Regions from separate parts of the Mus musculus genome. Here region 1 is linked to region 2. The links are chromatin loops, found by intact Hi-C in ENCODE. Cell type or tissue: heart. All regions are shown on one strand. Each heading gives the region's core, and the rest is flanking DNA. Links, peaks and the distances in the headings are about the cores only.

What was found. A loop is a pair of places that touch in the nucleus more often than their neighbours do. Peaks named below come from ENCODE experiments on the same cell type or tissue, not always from the same donor. Only the 100,000 strongest peaks of a DNase experiment are listed, where the experiment ranks them.
Region 1: it touches region 2 in a loop (4-fold over the local background); 5 of 42 quality-filtered maps call a loop at or near these places.

What each region holds. Positions count from the first base shown.
Region 1 is chr1:61,274,853-61,280,235 of GRCm38, forward strand. No RefSeq gene overlaps it. Among named protein-coding and RNA genes, the nearest start is that of 9530026F06Rik, 100 kb to the right of the region's middle. In heart, for the core only: no CTCF peak of the experiment used is centred there; a DNase peak (open chromatin) is centred at 2,529.
Region 2 is chr1:61,204,718-61,210,100 of GRCm38, forward strand. No RefSeq gene overlaps it. Among named protein-coding and RNA genes, the nearest start is that of 9530026F06Rik, 170 kb to the right of the region's middle. In heart, for the core only: no CTCF peak of the experiment used is centred there; a DNase peak (open chromatin) is centred at 2,474.

The DNA.
Region 1 (5,383 bases), core at 190-5,189, 70 kb after region 2:
GACAAATTGGTCCTTCAGGGTTATCAGTATTAGAAACCCAGAACTTGTGGATGTGTTCTTAGGAAAGGAGACTTTGTGAGTGTGCCTAAATTAAGGACTAGGAAACTATCCTAGATCGTTCATGGGCAACCATTGTAATTCAAAGCCACCATCACAACTGGCCTGATAAGCTTTGTCTACCAGTGCATTAGTGGCACAAATATAGTGGGGTAGTCACTTTCTGGTTATATTTAAGTCCCACTCCAGGACAGAACTAGGCATGGGTTCTTTGGATGGGTATGACCTAGGGTAGAGCATACTTCTATTATTTTGCTAAGTGGACATAGACCACACTGTCTTCTAAATATTTATCTTTAAATAACCTAAAGATTAATAAAGCTCAACTCCCCTCAGAAGAAGCTTATTTTTATAATGAATAGTGGTTGCATTGCAGAGACGCACAACTGATTACAGCGCAGAGAATACCTGACTGTGGTGTGGTCAGCTTCAATGGTACATCTATATCACACCTTCTCCTTTCACGTCTCAGGGCTCACCATGGACAAAGAAGCAGAAAGACTGAGCACCAGGGCTGGGGAGGAATGGTGCGAAGCAGTACCTTTGGCAAGGGACAGGGACATATATGACCTATGACCGCACAGTGGCCATTGTTGCCTGCACAAAACCTACACAAATAAAGCTGGAAAGGGGCATTATAAGAAAAAGGCAAGACAGGGAAAGTCTAGAAACAGGCTATAGTAAAAAGCCGGAGATTAAGGAGAACAATGTGAAGATGAAGAAAGAGGCTAAGTCAAGGCAGCCTTTGTAGGCTGGGCAAGATAAAGAATTGGATTTCTCTGCAAAGCCTCCCAAGGGAGCTGGTTCACTGACTTCCTGAACTTTGGAAGAGTGGATTTGCATTGTTTACAGCCACGGTGTTTGTCACATGTTATTGCTGCATTGACCAAAAGACAACACAGACTGGGGTACTTAACAGAACACACAATATAGTTGTTTATTTTTATGCTTCCCTCTTGATAGCCAATGCATTTTTGAGGGTAGAAATCCTATCATTCTTATTTTTCTATTCTGAGCTCTAAAGATTTGCTGGCACGTGATGGGTATAAGATGCAGACAAGTAGATGAGCATATTGAATTGTCCAAAGGAAATACAAGAGTTTAGTGGCCAAGTGACTTGCTAATGCTTCACAGTAATAGAAAAATCACCCAAATGTTAATGTTTCCCTAGGGTATGTATTCACCATGACAAATTTTTCACTGAGAATGCAAAACCAAAATGATTTAAATGTTATTCCTGCTGTTTTATATGTAACCACAACACATAAATCTAAACTCCTAAGTAGAGGCTGTGTTTATTTATTTATTTTAAGCATGTTACTTGTGATTCCATAAGGAAAGAAAAATTTAAGCATTGGCAGTCTATGTTACATTATACAGTTTTCCTTGGAGCCCTTTCAATGATTCGATGTTAATGCAAAGTAGTCCAGATTCTTAGAAGTAAAAATATTGTGTGTGGTTCATCTGTTTGTTTTAAATGGTCTCTCTAAACAAAACCTACGCTTTGCTGACTTATCATGTCAGAGGGCATGGATGTGTCAATTTATACATCACAAAAATGGGAAGGGGGCAGGAAGGGACGGACAAGACAGCTGCTTTATCCCTTCAGATGGAAGGTACAACCAAAAGTCCACTGTCCCTCCCTGAGTGCCCTTGCAGGCCCTGAGAAGGAACGAGAGCATGTTTTTGAGCTAATGTCCTTGGGGAAAGTGCAAACATAACTGTGACTGCCATTTAAGCCACAGATGGCCATGGTGTCTATCTCTGTGTGGCCAGCTGTTAACTGTTCTCTCTCTCTCTCTCTCTCTCTCTCTCTCTCTCTCTCTCTCTCTCTCGTCTATCTCTGTGTGGCCAGCTGTTAACTGTTCTCTCTCTCTCTCTCTCTCTCTCTCTCTCTCTCCCTCCCTCCCTCCCTCCATCCGTGTCCCTTCCTTCTCTCTCTCTCTCTCTCTCTCTCTCTCTCTCTCTCTCTCTCTCTCTCTCTCCTCTCTCTGTAACAAGAGTGTTTGTAACACCTGCCCATGAGCTGCAAGTTTCACTGAAAGAGAAAGGCCCACAGTTGCCCTCTGGGTATGTGTTCATATTCAGAGCCTCAGACTCATGTGACTCTAGGAAGAACTCAGTATTTTAAGCTTTAAAATTATACTTTTTTTATCAGAAAGAAAATCCATATTTAAATCTCATTTATATTTGATGATACAAAATCTTAAGGAACAATCAATTCGCAGTAGTGAAGGGCAAAATGGAAGACAAATGAAAGGCATGTTTCCACAACTGTTCCTTCAGTCCACCAAGGACATCAGACATGGCCCACACCAGGGGACAGTGAGAAGCAGCAAACACAAGTAATAATTTTAGCAAATGTAATTGTTCAGGCACATCTCCTATCCATGTAAGTGGCTCATTCAGGTCTCAGCTCACAGATTAGCCCTGTCTCTTCTGGACAAGCACTCTCACACGACGCCTCTACTGTCACGGTCATACAGTGTTAATGTTTTTCACAGTCCTTATTTCAATATGTTTTTTTTCACATTTGTTTGCTTGCTTGTATGCTGTCTTCTCTCCCCCATCAGGAAGGAAATTACCTAAGAGCAGAAGGGCTTATCTGCTTCCCCACACATATCCCAAGTGTCTAGAACAAAACTCAGTGGGACTTTCCCTGGCATTTGGGCCTATATTCATGAAATGAAAAACTTCAGCCTTTTGTCTATAATTAATATAACACAGAAAAAAACACACACAAAACAAAATCGGCAAGGGGTCAAGCTTGTAAACAATAGAATTTATGACAAATAAAAATAGCTGAAGGAGTCATCCCTTCTGTAACAATGAAAATTCAAAAGTGGATTTCAGATAAAATAAACTTGCTTGGAGCAACTGACAAGGACTAAAACTACCTATGGGATAATGTTTCCTTAACTAGAAAGTAACAGGCGAGTGAAATATTTTTAACAAAAATTTTATGTGTAAAATTTGACCCTGGACAATTATACTCAGGAGAATGAGAGTCATAAGAGGGAACTCATAATAGCAGAAGGTATAATAGGCAACATTTGATATGTTTGTGGAAGAAACCTGATGGATAAATTGAATCATCATCATAAAATTCATGAGAAAGGATTGATTTTGAAAACAATTTTGGTTAAATGAAAATGGAAAAAAAAGTGGAAATTGTTTAAGTGCTTTATATAGAGAAATTGATCAAATAATAAAATTCGCTTAACATGATTTGATTCAAAAATACTTTCCTGGCCACAGTGGTATAATTATGATTAAAAAGATTGTGTTTATAAACAAAGATTTCATATTTTTTGTGGCCAAAGATGTATGATAAAAATTCTTACAATCTGGCCACATAGACAGCTATAGACCAAGATACACAATAATGCATTCACTTGGGGACCGTAAGCAATTATGTAACGTGCTGAGACTAAAAGATTCCATTCTACATGCATCATGGGTAGCTTCCTTCGAAGCAGGATGCTACTGTCCAGTTTTCAACCCTGGGCAACTCAACTCCTTCTCTTGGTCTTCTACATGTTCAAAGGGTGGTTTAATTATAGATTCAGGCCAAATTCTACCATACATACCTGAAAAAGAAAAAAAAATGAGTTATGAGGATGGTAGTGAAAGCGTTGAGGCATAGGAGCTCATGGGCTAACCTCTGAGATCCTGATATTTAAGGGCTAAGAAGGAGATAACCTTCTTGGAGGAAAGACAAAGAAATAACAGTCTAGGATAGTGCAATGTAAGAGACTGTGAAGACCTGAGGATATTTGAAAGGAAAAAGAAAATTCCATTGGGAAATAATGTCAGGAGCAAAAAGAAAACTCTTGGGTCTGGCTAGAAGGCCAGTTTTGAAATGGAGACGATGACCGTGGGACACACAGGAGAAGAGGGTCACTGACAGGAGAAGACTGGGAGGTTGAGAAGCAAGTCTCTTGGTCAATTTTTTTTCTAGTTTCCTGGTAACTAATATTGCTCGTGAGGACCCACAGACAGTAGAGCGAATTTATTGTCTATCCAACCCTTCAGTGGGGCACGTATATGACATCAGGGTGACCAGAGCCTGTGATTACATTTCTGATGCGATTCTACTCTTTATTCTACCTTTGCTTCTCTTTAGATATTGTCTTCTGTTCTAGCTTTTCACTTAGGCTTTTCTTATGATTGCACCCCGTGGCTTTGCACATCTGGGAAATGTCTAGAAGTAAATATCTACACTAGCTCAGGGGAATAAGGGACCATGCCTTAAAGCCAAGGAAAAGGTAAATGAGAGGGTCTGGGGAGGACAGTCTCAGTATCCTTAGAAAAGAAATCAATAGTATCCACTGCTAGAAAAGATGGCTCTGTGTGTGTGTGTGTGTGTGTGTGTGTGTGTGTGTGTGTGTGTGTGTGTGACTACAACTGACTACAAGCTAAAAGTCTTTTTAAAGAACCATAATTTTAATCTTCCATTTTTAATTGATATTTTATTTGTTTACATTCGAAATGTTATCCCCTTTCCTAGTTTCCGCTTTGAAAAACCCCATACCCCATACCCCCTCCCCTTGCTTCTATGAGGGTGCTCACCCACTCACCCACCTTTATGCCCTAGCGTTCATCTACACTAGGGCATCAAACCTTCACAGGACCAAGGGCCTCCCCTCCTACTGATGCCAGATAAGTCCCCTTCAGCTCCTTCAGTCCTTCCCCTAACTCCTCCATTGGGGTTCCTGTGTTCAGTCAATGGTTGGCTGTGAGCATCTGCATCTGTATTGGTCAGCATCAGGCAGAGCCTCTCAGGAGACAGCTAAATCAGGCTCCTGTCAACAACACTTCTTGGCATCAGCAATAGTGTTTGGGTTTGATGTTTGCATGTGAGATAGATCCTCAGGTGGGCAGTCTCTGGATGGCCTTTTCTTCAGTCTCTGATCTCCTCTTTGTCCCTGTATTTTCTTTAGACAGGAGCAATTCTGGGTTAACATTTTTGAAATGAGTGAGTGGCCTCATCCCTTAACCTGGGGGCCATGCCTAATCTCTGGATATGGTCTCTACAGGTTCTCCCTCCCCTATGTAGGGTATTTCAGCTAATGTCATCCCTGTGGGGTCCTGGGAGGCTCTTGCTTTCCTGGTATTTGGGACTTTCTTGTTGCTACCCCCAGTTCCCCATCCCCCATTTCTACATACCTCTGTTCAATTTCTTGACCCTCTGTACATCTCCTCCATTTCTTCCTATACCTGATTCTCCCCCCCCCCCACTTCCTCCCAAGTCCCTCCCACCCTCTACTTCCCTTGATTATTTTGTTCCCCTTCTAAGAAGGACAGAAGCATCCACTTTTTGGTC
Region 2 (5,383 bases), core at 302-5,301:
TTTTCAAATTTCAGTGACTTTAGATACTCATTGAAAACACATGTGTATGCACACGGACACAGATATACACATACATACACACATACACATATACAAACATGAACATACACAAACACACACACACATATATATATACATGTATATATATGTGTACATATATATATATATATATATATATATATGAACGTATACACCCATATATAAACATGAACACACACAGAGAATTCTTTTCAAATAATCTTATTTGATCAACTAAATCTCATTATACTTTTAGTGTACATTATTAACATCTTTGGTGTGTGTGTGTGTGTGTGTCTGTGTGTGTGCACGTGCTTAAAGCCTTGGCCTTCAGCTGGCCAAGCTGATGGTAAATCTCTAGAAGGTGTCATTGCGCAACTGGTCAAGGTCACTGTCCTGGGTGAAGTGGATTTTATTTGTGGTTCTGTATTGTGTGCACCAGGCTGCGAACTCCAGGCAGAACACATTGACTGCAGCCTCCTCTTCCAAACCTCATTTTCTCTCCTTCCTGGGGTGCAAGCTCCCCAAAGTGTGATTAATCCACCTATTGATTGCCTCCTGCCATAGTGAGGGTGAGATATGGCTAGCAATCGGTGCCAGGCTGCTGATGTGACTGGACTGCTTAACCACGAGGTGAGAAGAGACAAGTATGAGCCTGCGCCTTCCAACCCTGTACACACAGAGGGGGCACAATAGCTTTGTTTCCCACATGCTTTGCAAAATGATCGTGCTCATCAAAATGCAGCTGATTCTTTTTCAAATGAATTATAATGTATACTCCCTGCTATCTCAATTGGCTTCACAAAGGTCTAATAAAAGTTTGTGGATGAAAGGAAAGAAGATGAAAAAAAAAAGAGAGAAAGTAACAGGATAGAAATCTCCTGGAAATGGAACTAAACATGAGTGTGCTGCTTTGATTAAAGCAGCCTGGGCAGATGTAATGGATGACCCAAAGCTTGCCAGCAAAAAGGATTAGAATAGTAAGAAGGCATTTACCTAATATTCAGAGGCAGTGTGGCAGGAGAAAGGTAAGGTGAAGATAAGCTGAGGGAGTCGGCAAAGACCCCAGAGAGAAATGGCGCTTCTGCTCATACATGAATGGGGTAAACCAGAAGTCTGGAGGCTCAGCTCAACACCAGCAAGTTTTGACCAGTAAATAGAAAAATTAGCTAGCCAGGGATTGGTAAGGCTTTCTCTTCTCTTTCTGCTCCAGCCCAAGAGGAAGCCAAGTGGGTATGCCTAGCTAAGCAGGTGCCATGTTTTCTTTCATTCTGCCCCTTATATTTGGAAGAACCTTATGTCCAGGCACATTGTTCCTCTTGTCTCAGGAACTCCTATCATGAGGGAGCAGAAAGGTAACTGGGACCTCATAACACCTTCTGTTTCCCATAAAGCTTTCAAGGCATCCAGATAGGAAAACAAAAAACAAAAAAACCCCAGGAACTATTCATCCATAGGTAGTCTAATGCCTAGTGATTTTTCTACAGGGAGGGTAAAAGTGCTGTTTTTGAGGCCGTTTTTCAAGACTCTCCACCTCGTAGCTCTCATGTATCTAACCATGGGAAGAGGAGGCAAAGAAGCAAGAAGAACAGCTAGGAGAGGCTGGTCCCAATCCAGCTGGTGGCAATGGGAGGGAATGAAATAAAGGAAGGACATGAAGATGTGAGTCAGAGGAATAAGCCATGGCCCAGAGAAATTCTCCAGAGAACAGATAGCTTGTTCTAAATGGGTTGCAGGTAGAGCCGAATGTTTCACACACTCAAGGAGCAGAAGAAAAAAAATGTTAATTAAACCATTTGCTCTTTCTAGCAGGAGTTGAGAGTTCAGCAACCCTGTAAAACAAGAAAACAGAGAGCAGTTCCAGACTACAGAGGGAAAAGTCATGTAAAATCCAAGAGGAAAATGAAGCCAAGAGTCACATGGAAATAACTTATGACACCAGCCTGATAGAAACGAAACTACTTAAGTAGCTTTAAGCCATCAGCCGACAAAGGCAATGCTATCTGTGTGTGGTGACGAGCAAATGATTGTCCACAGTGTGAGTTTTCCTATTTTGTTTGGCATCAAAATGAAATTGGGATAAAGAAGAATGTGATTTGAAAATGGCCAAGAATGAATAAATGAAGTTTCCCTGAAGAAACGCCAGTGTTTCCACATCGAGAGCATAATCTCTGATAGAAATATTATTTCATATTGTCTTTATTAATAAGTATAAGAGGTTTGCTTGATGATGCAAATTGCAGATGCTTTAAAATAGGGCTGAAATGTCAACACTCAGCTGATCGCAATGTCCCCAAAGAGGTTAAACATGAGGGGCAGGAAATGATAAAACAAGCCTAAATTTGGCTACATGAAAAGTACATCTGGGAAAAAAATAATTCAAAAAGCAGATATCCATTGGGCCAAAAAAATCTGGACCACACTGTTGCCAAAGGAGACCCAGGTGCGAAGTCGGATGGTAAATTAGGTGCAAGTTTAAAAATACAAGAGGGCAGCCCAAAGCCATTCAATCCTGGCCTGCCTCATCTGATAAAGAGACCCCATCCAATCACAGGAAAAGATCAAGTCCGCCTCCACCTTCCCAATTTGCAGACTATTTACAAAGGAAATTCAATCTGTTTATTGCTTTGGTTTTAGTTAGTAGGGATAAAACAAAACGCAGTCATTTACCAGAGTGTAAGCCTTGACTGTTAACTCCAGTTCATGGCCTGTGATTTTTAGAGAAAGAACTACGCCACAGTGATTCACATACAGTAGCTTCATTCGTTCGTATTTTAACATGTGTGGCTGCTATTTCCTTATTCTTTCATTGTAGTACTCTTCCAGGTAAGTGGCTAGCTAGTCAATACAGCCAATCTCTGCTCTACATGCTAAGCAGCTGGGGCATGGTTACCAAAGCCATTCAAGAAAGCCAGTCACTGGTCTCTTTCTCTCTGGCATTTTGTCCATTACAAGGACATTTTCTTTCCAAATGACTTAGGGTTTTGAGAGACATTAAAGGGAATTGGAGGATTGTCACTAATGCTACTACAGGATCAAGGGAGCATTCACAGATAACTCATGAGTCAGGTAAAGTATGCAGCTTAAGGTACCAATGTTTAAAAATTAATTAATATATAAACATCCTCAAATAATGTTAACGGGAAGGTTCAGGACCTTGCTGGTTACCCTTTGTGTTTCCTTCCTAATATTCCTATGAAGTAGTGAGGATCATTATGGACATTTCAATGCTAAGGTTTCTTAAGGTTTATATTCAACCTGTCTAAAAACCTTGACAAAAAGGGAGGCAGGAAACGGAAACAAATGTTACAGCAACACAGAAATTAGTTTATGACTCCTTCAACTTTCTTTCATAACTCATCAGTCACACTCAGAAGATGGAAATGCTTCTAGAACATGATTTTACCCAACTGTCATTGCTCAACTTTAAACAGATCTGTGTTCTGTGTGTGTGTGTGTGTGTGTGTGTGTGTGTGTGTGTGTGTGTGTGCGTGCGTGCATGTAGGCTCTTGGACACAGCTGAGGTCCTTGACTGATGTGAATGTTCAAAAGCTCTTCCCAAAACTATGATTGTCTTTTGACCTTGATTAGAGTATGTAGTTAGTGGGGTCTTTGTTTGTGACAAACTCATTTCAATCACATTGACTGAGTGACAACTCATTATTGCAAATTAAGTAAGGGATAGTTTGTGATTTGGATTTTAGTGAGGGGTGGTAAATTTTATAGTGTATATAATTTGGAATATGTCTGCATCTCAGCCCATATGTGGAAATCTGCCCGGGTGCTTATTATTATGCTTATCTGCAAATGACCAGATGGCCTTCCCCAAATGTAGAGAACCATTTAGTGCCATTTTAAACCATTAAGGCTATTAACTCTGACTTGAGATAATCCTGTGCCCAAAGGGAACTAGTTTTGCTGTCCCTCAAAGTCATCAAATGTAATTAAATGCCATATTGAGGAGTAGGCATTAATGGATTAAGGAGCCAGCTTGTCAACCAGTTATGAGTCAACCAAGCAGAGGGAGAATATTGGAATACATTTTAAAAAGATGTATTAGGTCCAGTATTGGCTAAGCAGCTATAACAAAAGATACCAAGAATATGACTCAAAAATAATTAATTTTCCATCAAATTGAACATTTTCCATCAAAGTAAACAAAGAACCAAAAAAAAAAAAAAAAAAAACCCAAAACAATGTCAGGTAAAACACCCAGTATAAACAGCTTTGCTCTTTAAGATTAACTAGGGACCCCTTTTCCTTCTACCATGTTGCTCTGACATCTATTATGACATCCTTACTCACTTGGCTGAACCTTTCTTGGCTGCATATCTACATTCTAGTTAGCCAAAAGGAAATGTCTATGAGAGAAAATGAAACACAGCAAATGATCTTGAGTGAACTCATTGGTAAAACAGTGACTTCTATTTACAATCTCCTGCCAAACTTAACCATTTGATTACTAATTGCAGGGAAGCTAGTGAGTAGAGACTCCTAGTGTGTTTGTGTGCTCAACAACAGCTCGCCAGGCTGATTTCCACCTCCAAAACAAGAACAACGAATGAATGGAAAAGTTTCTCCCACTGTTTTCTGTTTCCATAAGCTATAAGAGCCAGAATGATAACTGGACCACTGTCATTATAAGGGGGGCAGGGAGCTCCAAAGAAAACCACAGAAAGTAATGACCAATTCTGTGTGAGTGGAACCAGAGCACTTACTCTGTCCTGAAAATCGCAAGCTTTCTTGTATTCGTGGAATTCTTTAATTTCTATGTTAATGCTAACTCCAAACATAGTACAAATCCTTCAAGAAGATACCTATAGCCCTTCCGCTCGACTCGAGACTCGAGCCCCGGGCTACCTTGCCAGCAGAGTCTTGCCCAACACCCGCAAGGGTCCACACGGGACTCCCCACGGGACCCTAAGACCTCTGGTGAGTGGATCACAGTGCCTGCCCCAATCCAATCGCGCGGAACTTGAGACTGCGGTACATAGGGAAGCAGGCTACCCGGGCCTGATCTGGGGCACAAGTCCCTTCCGCTCGACTCGAGACTCGAGCCCCGGGCTACCTTGACAGCAGAGTCTTGCCCAACACCCGCAAGGGCCCACACGGGACTCCCCACGGGACCCTAAGACCTCTGGTGAGTGGAACACAGCGCCTACCCCAATCCAATCGCGTGGAACTTGAGACTGCGGTACATAGGGAAGCAGGCTACCTGGGCTTGATCTGGGGCACAAACCCCTTCCACTCCACTCAAGCCCCGGCTACCTTGCCAGCTGAGTCGCCTGACACCCGCAAGGGCCCACACAGGATTCCACACGTGATCCTAAGACCTCTAGTGAGTGGAACACAACTTCTGCCAGGA